Regions from separate parts of the Homo sapiens genome. Here region 2 is linked to region 1. Evidence: read pairs that join two places in POLR2A ChIA-PET (ENCODE). Cell type or tissue: PC-9. All regions are shown on one strand. Links, peaks and the distances in the headings refer to the core of each region. The heading gives the core; the rest is flanking DNA.

What was found. ChIA-PET counts read pairs that join two places held together with the same protein. Peaks named below come from ENCODE experiments on the same cell type or tissue, not always from the same donor. Only the 100,000 strongest peaks of a DNase experiment are listed, where the experiment ranks them.
Region 2: POLR2A ChIA-PET joins it to region 1 with 14 read pairs; 2 of 35 experiments call an interaction of 5 or more read pairs at or near these places.

What each region holds. Positions count from the first base shown.
Region 1 is chr1:202,856,265-202,864,347 of GRCh38, forward strand. It overlaps the pseudogene ACTG1P25. Among named protein-coding and RNA genes, the nearest start is that of RABIF, 29 kb to the right of the region's middle. RefSeq lists a silencer at 5,384-5,433. In PC-9, for the core only: no CTCF peak of the experiment used is centred there; DNase peaks (open chromatin) are centred at 4,627 and 5,397; H3K4me3 peaks cover 1,460 bases; H3K27ac peaks cover 421 bases.
Region 2 is chr1:203,280,059-203,282,558 of GRCh38, forward strand. No RefSeq gene overlaps it. Among named protein-coding and RNA genes, the nearest start is that of LINC01353, 5.8 kb to the right of the region's middle. In PC-9, for the core only: a CTCF peak has its summit at 1,222; no DNase peak of the experiment used is centred there.

The sequences.
Region 1 (8,083 bases), core at 3,117-5,616:
ATACTTGCATTCACTTCTGTATTTTAGAAAGACTTTGAAGTATAGTTTATACTTAAGTGTGTGCATCTTTTGGACATACAATGAATGATTTGACATGCGTAGACACCTATATAACCAAACCAACAGAGATACAGAAATTCCCATCACCCCGAGAAAGTTCCTTTGTGTCCTTTTGCTTCGCCTCCATAGAGGTGAAAAAAGATCACCTGTCCAGGTGTGGTGGTTCACACCTGTAATCCCAGCACTTTGGCGTACCAAAGTGCTGGGATGGCAACACCCCATCTCTACAAAAAAATACAAAAAGTATCTGGGTGTTGTGGTGTGCACCTGTAGTCCCAGCTACTCAGGAGGCTGAGGCGGGAGGACCACTTGAACCCAGGAGGTAGAGGTTGCAGTGAGCTGTGACTGCACCACTAGTGGCATTCCAGCCTAGGCGACAGAGCAACTCTCTCAAAAAAGAAAAAAAAAAAAAAGATCACCTACAGGAGGTTTGGAGTTCCTAGGGAAAAGATGACTTGGAAAGGCAGTGTTGTGCATACGCAATGGTAGGGATGAGGAAGGACGGATGATTTGCACTCAGAGAGCCAGGCCCTCTCTGTTTTGTTGCCCTGCCCCCTAGTTACAGCAGAGTGGGAGTGGTGGTGGCATCCTGTTGAACATACAGATTACCAGGCCTCACCTCAGACTGGAACCCAGGAACCTGCAGCTTTAAAAAGTACCCCATGTGATGCTGATACAGCTGTTTCTTGGGTAAGAAAATCATCAGTCTATACCAGACACATGGTAGTGACAGTATAAAAGAAGTCTACCCCTAGGAGGTATTTTATTTTCATTCTTGAGGAAGGGAGCACAGAATCCTACTCCTCAGGTCACTTCCAAGTCCTCAGTCTCTACCGAGCAGCAGAGAGTATGTCTAGGCAATCCCCCTACAGCAACAGGGCCAAAGTCCTGGCTCACAGGCAGCCTCACTGGTGGTTCTCAATGCCTCGGATAGGGGAAGGGTGAACTGGTGAAATGGTTGAGTGCTAAACAGGAGCCCCTCCCACCTGGACAGATCTGCATAGGAGTCTAAGAACAACAAGCTGAGCTGCTGTAGAGATGGATCAAAGGTCAAAGAAGGCTTGGATCAGACAGACCTGGCAAAGCGAGGAACCATCAGGGCAGAAGCTTGAGTCCACAAACTCAAGGCAGAGCAGTTTATTCAGGCTTCCAACCCTAGATCCGTACCCAGGACAGAAAACACATATCCCCTTAAGAGAAGCTGAGTGGACTGACAGGCTGGAGGAATGATGTCAGGTACCAGCACAGGCTGTGGTTGCCTCCCAGCCAGGAAGAGGGTTAAGGATGCAACGACCTCCTGTAGGTGCCAGAGGCCTGCTCACCAGTTTTCAGATTCACTCCAGCACCAAATCGATGATCTCCTTCCCCGCAGTGTAGTGGCCACGGGCACAGTTGTTGGCAGCATCTTCCACGCCAGATATCAGCTGTTCAGGGTGGAACAGCTGCCTATAAATGTCAGTTCTTACCCCATCTTGAGGGGAAGAAAGGACAAAGGTAAGACAAGCTGGTTCATTCCCCAAGGGAACGCCAGACACCAGAACCTTTGCTGCTAAGCCTCCCCAGGTACAACTGCTCAACAGAGTGATGATGCACGGCATCTTCTTTTTCTTTTCTTTCTTTTTTTTTTTTTGAGACAGAGTTTCACTCTTGTTGCCCAGGCTGGAGTGCAATCACGCGATCTTGGCTCACCACAGCCTCTGTCTCCCGGGTTCAAGCGATTCTCCTGCCTCAGCCTCCCGACCAGAGACCCACTTCTAAGGCCAGGTCCTGCCTGGGCTTGAGACGGGGAGAGCAGGTGGCACCTTCAGTGGTCCCTTCCCTCTACAGCGACTTCATTGTGCTAGGTGAGGAATCAGAGTGGTGTTAAGGAGAATCTCACTTCACTTTCGAATAGGGTAAGAATACAGACTAATGTAAATTTTCACCATGGAAAAAGAAAAGAAAAAAAAAAGAATACAGACTAATGAAGAAACCCAGTGCACCATTTAACATCTAAAATAACAGCTTTAAAAAATGGAGGAGGGGTAGAATTGTCACGATTAGAAAACAGAGGAGATCCAGATGCAGAAGGGAGGAAGCAGGAAAGCCTCCGGAAGCCAGCAACAGCCAAGTTCACATAGGCCCACATCCTACGTGGGGGGGGCCTATTTCAGTTAAGGCTAAGCAGGAGGCCAGTATGAATGTTCTTGGCTCCCTGCTTCTTACGCAATGGGCCACCCTCAAGAGTCTGAGGACAGGGAAAAGCAAGTTTTAAATTTCTGCTTTTACATCTGCTCCTTTCTGCAGTCTGCGTTCTAGGCCTGATCCCTGACTCCTATCTGGCAGTTTCCTGGCAGAGTTGTGCGAATGATCTTCCTCTCAATATAGGAAGCCCCCAGGACCTCTTCTGAGGACAGAGTCTAGACAAAAGCAATAGACTTCAGACTTCAATGCTGTTCATGGCAGGGGACTGCTTCCATCTCAAGTATTTTCCCCTTAAGCAGAGCTCCCATCTGACATTGGCGCTAGCAAAAACTATGGCCTGGGGGAAGGAGCCCCCACTCCTCCGTCCACTCACCTATGACAGCAGGCTCCAGGTCCACAGACAGCCCAGGACACATGCCTGCCAGGCTGGGTCTCCCTGAAGAAGGTGTTGAAGGAGTTATCACTGCTCCCCAGGGCCTTGTGGCTGGGCATGGTGCCACTGGGCTGGATGTCGTGCTCCAGGCAGTACAGCTCCCAGCAGGCATTGCCCATCTGCACTCCGGCCTGGCCCACATGGATGGAGATGCACTCACACTGTGAGGGTGAGCAGAGGAATATGCCAGGGCATGAGTGGTGTGGAGTGAAAAGGTGGGGACTTGAAAAGCCTTCCCTGGGAGCACCCCTTGTCTTTCCTCCCTAAAGGCTGAAGCTTAGTGTTACCTAGTCCAAAGTTCAGACGACTGGCCGGGTGCAGTGGCTCATACCTATAATCCCAGCACTCTGGGAGGCCACGGCAGGCAGATCACCTGAGGTCAGGAGTTCGAGATCATCCTGGCCAACACAGTGAAACCCCACCTCTACTAAAAATACAAAATTAGCCGGATGTGGTGGTGGGCGCCTGTAGTCCCAGCTACTCAGGAGGCTGAGGCAGGAGAATCACTTGAACCCGGGAGGCAGAGGTTGCAGTGAGCCGAGATCACAACACTGCACTACAGCCTAGGCGAGAGAGCAAGACTCCATCTCAAAAAACAAACCAAAAAACCAAAGTCCAGAAGACTCGGTTCTCTTTCCAAGCCTTCCCATACTTTAAGCCAAACCACCTTCAGGCCCTCATTTTCCTTCATTCACTCAGAGCTTAAGAAGGTGGTTATGCCTAGGTCTCTGGGGCAGGAACTAGAGAAAGCCAAAACCAAATAGCCAAATCCCACTGCACAGTGTCCTCCCTGCTGTTTGGGGTGCCTTGGGAAAGCTCAGAGTCCTGTATTCCAAGACAGGCCCACCAAGAGCTTCTAGATTCAAGCACTGGGGCCTAGAAGAGGAGGTCTCCCATGGGCAGCAACTGTCTCCCCCACATCCCAAAAGGGCAGAAGACTAAGTTCAGACCTGTGGATCAACTGAGGAAGCAGCCTTGGAGTTAGAGCTAGCCTTCTGAAAGCTCACCCACAAACTCCCCTTTTGGGGGGACAGGCACCTACTCTAGACACCTGTCCCTGCCAACTGCAGTACAGGCAAGCTAATCCAAGTCAGTACTCCTAAATTAAGCGTCGCAGCGGAGACCAGAAGACCCACCCTACCTTTCGACTCTTTTCACTCAGGTAACTCCTATGATGGATAAACCCTTCCTCCCTTCTTCTGGTCCTTCACCCAACCCACGGTCTAGGGGGTCAATTTAAAAGGGCCGAGCACCTCCCAGATGTAGAAGGGATCTTCTAGGGTGACAGTAGGCAACAGTTTAACAGTCTTAGGAACTACCCTCTAAGACAGCCTCAGAGCCTTTAAGGGGGCTCAGAGCACAGGCAGGGATCAAGAGGTTTCCGGGGGGTACAGGGACCTCTGTGTACCCACCCCAAGTTCTCAGGCTTTTTTTTTTTTTTTTTTTTGCTTTGATTTCTTTGAGACCGAGTTTCGCTCTTGTTGCCCAGGCTAGAGTGCAATGGCGGGATTTCCGCTCAACGCAACCCCAGCCTCCCAGGTTCAAGCGATTCTCCTGCCTCAGCCTCCCGAGTAGCTGGGACTACAGGCATGCGCCACCACGGCTGGCCAATTTTGTATTTTTAGTAGAGACGGGTTTCTCCATGTTGGTCAGGCTGGTCTCGAACTCCCGACCTCAGGTGGTCCGCCCGCTTCGGCCTCCCAAAGTGCTGGGATTATAGGCGTGAGCCACCGCGCCTGGCCAGTCAAGTTCTCAGTTTTAACAGAGGGACCTCAAGTCCTTGGGCACCAAACAGGAGAAAAGTGGAGTCAAGAACATTCTTTTCAAGGCCCCAAGAGCTTACAGGAATCCCTAGTCAAGTATGGGGCCAAAGGGCGAGGACCTCTACCTCTGGCCAGAGTCGGGCGCCCAAGACAAAGACATTCAGGGGAACAGGTTTTGAACTGGAGAAACCTGTTAGAGCTTCCCAATCATCCTGGACCTTGCCTCCTGCGCGGCAATGTGATCTCAGAGGGAGGCGGGGACCGCAGCTACAAGCGGGCACCTCTTTGTCCAGGACCGCAGCGGGAGAAATACGGGGCGGGCCCTAGATCCCCTCCAGGCTCCAGAGCGCGCTCTGCCGCAGAGCCGACTCCGCTGCCCGACCTTGAGCGCAGCGCACAAACGACCCCACCATGTTCTCGCCCACGCTTTACCGCTCGCCAGCCTCCCTAGTCCCTCAGCGCTTCTGGGGCGCTCAGAACGTTTCTAGCTCGCACCGCCTCCCGTAGGGGAAGCAGGGTAGAAAAGTGGTGCCGGGACTCCTCGGGCGTCCCCGGGCTTTCTGCAGAGCCCACCTTCGCCCTGAACGCCCAAACACCCCTGGCATCCCCGCGCAGCCCACCCCACACCCTGGACTGCCGGGGCGCCCTTCCGTTTTGCGCTGCGGGCCCTTCCCACCGACCCCCCGTGCGCCCCCGGCATCCTCCCCATCGTGCGACACCCTCCCCCGCACAGCATCCTTCACCATGGTTGATCCAGTAGTTGAAGTTGGAGGGTCGCTGACTGCAGACACCATACGGGTCTCCAGCAACACCACGAATCCCAACGCGCGGTTGCTGGCGGGACCTTATAAATCCCCGGAGAGCCGCCGGTTGTGTCTCCTGGCGGGGACTCCCATTGGGTCGCAGCTGGACAGAGATCGGATCGTCCCCCGCGCGACTCTCACTGGGCCAGGCCCCCACCGAGGCCCGCCCCTCTCTCCGCTATTGGCCAGCCGCTTACGAAACAGCCCCGCCGCAGCGGTCATTGGGCAGTTGGTAAAGCCAAAGGGAGGCAGAGTCGGGCGTCCGCGTCCTCCCGGCCAGCTCGACCGTCTTCTCTATTGGGGTGAGTGCTGGGTCTACGAGGTGGAATCTTTGGGGGAAACACCCTCATTCTGTTTTAGTTTTAGGACTTTGCACCAGTGACACCGCTGACCTGATTCGAAAAGTGTGTCGGCCTTGGAGAAGGGTGCATACTTAAGTTCAGCAACCACTGCAGAAGGAAAGATGCTGTGATGAGAACCGACTGCTGGGAGTTTCCAGAGCGGGACAAAATGCGGCTGGGGTGGGTAGGATAGGCAAACAGGCATGGGAAAGGACATTGCAGGCGCCGGTAGTTGACGTTTACTTCCCTTTTGACCGGAGCAACTGCTCAGGTTCAGGTGACTCGGGTTCCTGCAAGAGCAAGGGGTCCGGGCTGGCCAAAGCAGACTGAGGAGGGCCTGTAGGGTGGAGGTGAAAAGGAGGCGTGGGGCCTTCAATGCTAGGCTGGAGAGCTTGCATATAATTTCCCTGGCATATAATTTCAAACCATCGAGGGGTTTTGAGCAGAGGAGTGATGTGATCACTGCAGCATTCTGAGCAGTACTTAGATGTTACTTGTGCATTATTTTTTTCCAGTGGTGGTTTCATATTGTTCCATGCTAAAGAGCATTCACATACTTTTCCCTTTTTCCAAACTTTTCCTTAGCTGAGACGTTTTACTTCGAAATATCTAAGTGTAACAAATTAGCTCCTTTCTTTTTGGGAGGGTTAATTGGTGTTTGGTTTATCAAATGATTGGCCACCCCGCCCAGTGATTACCCTTAGTATTTGTGAGGCACATTCCGGAGGAACCCAAAGCATCGCCATCTCCTCTTCATCCCCACTTCCCAGTGGACAGGTGATTGCATCCAGTTTGTATAGAATCAGGCTTGGAGACTTGAATTACCTGAGGAAAATCTGCAGCTGATATGACTTTCTGCTGATAGAACTCAGGAAGACCCTGTCACTGGCCATTGTGACATCAGACCAGCTGTCCCCTGGATGCCTGCACCCATTTTTACACAAGACTCTAGCCATGTCATTCAAAACTTTCCTGAAATGTTTTGAAACGAAATGCTTGGTCAGGTGACTCAAGAAGGTTTAAGTCCAGAGTGCAGAGGTTAACTTCAAAGTCTGTAAAGTATTCTTTGGTCTCAATCCTTGTTAATGGGCTTCATGAGGCTGCCAGCTCTAAAGTAGACGCCTCTGGTTAGGGGATAAGGTGAGAGAATGTGGGCAAACATCCAAATAAGTGCTTTGAAACCTCATGTATATAGAGTTAAGACACGGCTATTCATTGGCTGTCACTACCCCTAGCAAAACAACTCAAATGTTGCATTTGAGTTGTTGCCTTCGACTGAAGGCAGGCCTATCAATGATTAAAATAAAGCTACCTAGTAATAAACTCAAAACATCATAAACTCAACACTATCATCTCTTGCTTGCCTCACCTCATGAAGCACTCATTCCACCTGCTGGTAGAGTCAGCCAGTTAAAAATGTCTTTCCATTCCTGAGTTGACTCTAACCCAGGGATTATAAATACATTTGAAACAGTGACATTCAGTGTTATTTATGGAAGCTGCACAATCCCCCATCCCCGCCATTGGCAGTGCACTTCTTTACATCAAACTGATGAAAACTAATCCTCTTATAAGCTGTTTGGAGTTATTTCTATTATCCAGACTGCCTTCTATCTTAGAGTTTTATTTCTAACTTTTCCTCCTCCTCTACTCTATATCACCCTACTTAACTCCTTTGCCATTACAGGCACACCATTTTCACATACCTCTTCAGGAATTTAAAATATTCCAAAATTCAAAGAGTCTCATTGTTGCTGGAAAAAGGGGTCCAATCCAGACCCCAAGAGAGGGTTCTTGGATCTCACGCAGGAAGGAATTCAAGGCGAGTCACAGAGTGCACAGTAAGAGGTAGTTTATTGAAAGCTACTCAGTTACAGAGTAAGGTGTCCTTAGAAAGCAAGAGGAGGAACGTGCCATCCCTGTTTTAAACTCTTCTTATGTAGGGGTCTTAACCATGTTAAAGCTAAGTTATGTCTACATGCTGGTGGGCTGACAGCATGACAATTTAGGAGTTTGTTGATTGAAAGAAAGTTATCCTTGGCATTTGAGTGTGTAAGTACCTCAAAGCATGATTATAACTATCTTAAAACCATATATTATTACTCAATGTCAGGACATCTGGACATTCTGCTGTCATAGGAGTTTGTCCTCGCAGGCATTACTAAACTGCTCCCTTAGCCAAAACATCTTATGGCCACGGGTGGTGACTGGCAAGGAATATGCCTTGCTGGTTTTAGATGGAGTTGTTTTTTTTTTTTTTTTTGAGACAGAGTCTCGCTCTGTCACCCAGGCTGGAGTGCAGTGGCGTGATCTCGGCTCACTGCAAGCTCCGCCTCCCGGGTTCACGCCATTCTCCTGCCTCAGCCTCCTGAGCAGCTGAGACTACAGGCGCCCGCCACCACACCCAGAGAATTTTTTGTATTTTTAGTGGGGACGGGGTTTCACTGTGTTAGCCAGGATGGTCTTGATCTCCTGACCTCGTGATCCGCCCGCCTCAGC
Region 2 (2,500 bases), core at 1-2,500, 420 kb after region 1:
CACTTATTTCCAGCACAGCTTTCAGAAGCAGTCTCTTAAAAATATGTCACATCATCTGACTCCTCTGCCAAAATTCTCCTTGGCCTCTCCTTCTCACTAGAGGAAAAGCCCAGGTCCTCATCATTCTCATCATGGCCTACGAGGCCCTTTAGGATGGTGTCGCCCACCACCACTGACTCCACCTCTTCACTTTCTCCCCTGCTCTCCTGGCTCCAGCTGCACGCCACTCTGCCCAGTGCCCTTCTACGTGCCATTTCCTCAGCTTGGAATTCTATTCCTTCAGAATCCTCATGCCTCCCTCAAAGGCTGCCTTCTCCATGAGGCCCTCCCTGGCTGTCCAATTTAAACTTTCAATGATATGCTCGCTGTTGGCACATTCTTTTTTTTTTTTTTTTTTTTTTTGAGATGGCGTCTTGCTCCTGTTGCCCAGGCTGGAGTGCAGTGGTGGGAACTCAGCTCACTGCAGCCTCCACCTCCCAGGTTCAACGATTCCCCTGAGTTGAGTAGTCCCTGAGTAGCTTGGACTACAGGCATGTGCCATCATGCCCAGGTAATTTTTGTATTTTTAGTAGAGACGGGGTTTCATCATGTTGGTCAGTCTTGTCTTGAACACCTGACCTCAAGCAATCCACCTGCCTTGGCCTTCCAAAGTGCTTCTTACAGGCATGAGCCATTGCGCCTGGCCTCACTATTGGTACCTTCTATCCCACTTTGCTGCTGGATTATTTCACGTTAGCCTTTATGATAGTATTTATCATTAGTAAATATCATTAATATTTATCAATAGTAAATATCATTACTATTTTAGGTATTTCCTTATTTACCGTCTGTCTTCCCTGGTAGAATATAAGCTTCAAGGGAGCAGGGATTTTTGCCTTTTGTGTTTGTTGCTGTATCCCTAGCATGTAGAACAGTCTGGCATGAATGAGTACTCAGTAAATACTTTGTTGAATAAGTAGATCAGATCTGGGAAGTTTTGCTAGAGTACATTTCCCTCTGTTTACAAGAACTTGGTGCCCCGAGACTGTGAAGATGAGAGCTTATACTGATGTAAAATACGAAAATGTAGCATCCCAGAGATCTGGGTGGGGCTCGGCCACTCCTCCTTGCCCCTGGGCAGCCAGAACTGACTCAGGAGGCAGAACCCCAAAGCATGCTTCTGCCTCAGACTGGATTTTCCCCTCCTTCCAGCCCAGCCCAGCTGCCTCCAGTAGAGGGCTTGGCTGGGAACTTCAAGCTTGTCCTTTTCTCTGGAGAGGATGGGCATTGGGCCTCCACCCTTGGAAGAAGGAGTGGCAGGTGAAGATGACCCACAGCTAAATGGCTGCTAGCTGCCTTTTGTCCAGTTTTCTTGGGATTCCCACAGGGCCTTCCTAGGGAAAAAAATCAATGCCATCCTCCTTGGCCTTGGTTTTCCAAGAAAGCAATGCTCTTCGCTGGGCATGGTAGCTCACGCCTGTAATCCCAGCATGTTGGGAGGCTAAGGCAGGAGAGAATCACTTGAGCCCAGGAGTTCGAGACTAGACAGGGAATCATAGGGAGATCCCGTCTCTACACATAATAAAATAAAATAAAATAAAAAATTAGTGGGGCATGGGGTGGCACGTTCCTGTAGTCCTCACTACTCAGGAAGCATCCGTCTTGTTTCTCCAGATAAACTGAACATTTGCTGACAGCACAGACCCTGTCTTATTCACCTTCATTTGCCAGTACTTTAGAGCATGGTAGCTGCTCATTAAGTTTTTGTGAAATAATTATGAAATTATTCCTATTTCATAATTAATAGTGAAATAAATATTTCACTAGGAGTGAAATAATTATGAAATCACCGTTACCGCCCCCACCCCCAACCTGCCAAAGTCTTCCTAGAAAAGCATCCTGCTGTTTTTCACTGTAACTCCCATCAGGCAGAAAGCCCCAGAACTCGGGGCAGGGAAATGTTCACCCAACCCAATGAGGCCTTCCTGGACCCTCCTTGCCCCTCTCCCACTCCCAGTTCTCTAGCCCCATGTCTAGGAACCTCTCTGGGTCCTCTGGCACTGGTGGTGGGTCCTCTGTCCTGCTCCCAATCCCCTCCCTCTGTCCTAAGAACACTCTTTCCAGGCTCCTAGCTGTGAGTGACACATCAGATACCGCAGCACAGGGTGCTCCTGGATGGAGACAAGGTAGGAGGGTGAGGGATGGTGACAGGATATAAGAAATTCAGAGAGCAGGAGAAATTGGAGAAGGCAGCAAGCCCACTGCCCTCCCTCCCAGCTTGGAGGCTAGATCTTTAGACAAGGTCTGTAAATAACATCAGAGTGGCCTCTGGTTCTGTGTTTGAACTGTGACGTTCTACTCCCCAAATAGAACTCGACTATCTGATCCAGGCATTCCCTGGGCCTGGGGGAGCAGCGAGAACCTGTCTCTCCCTCTCAGGGTACTCTAGAGCCAGGACCCAGGACCCTGCCCCCATGACCCAGCTCACATATCTACGAATCCGTGAGGTTGTACTGAAGGT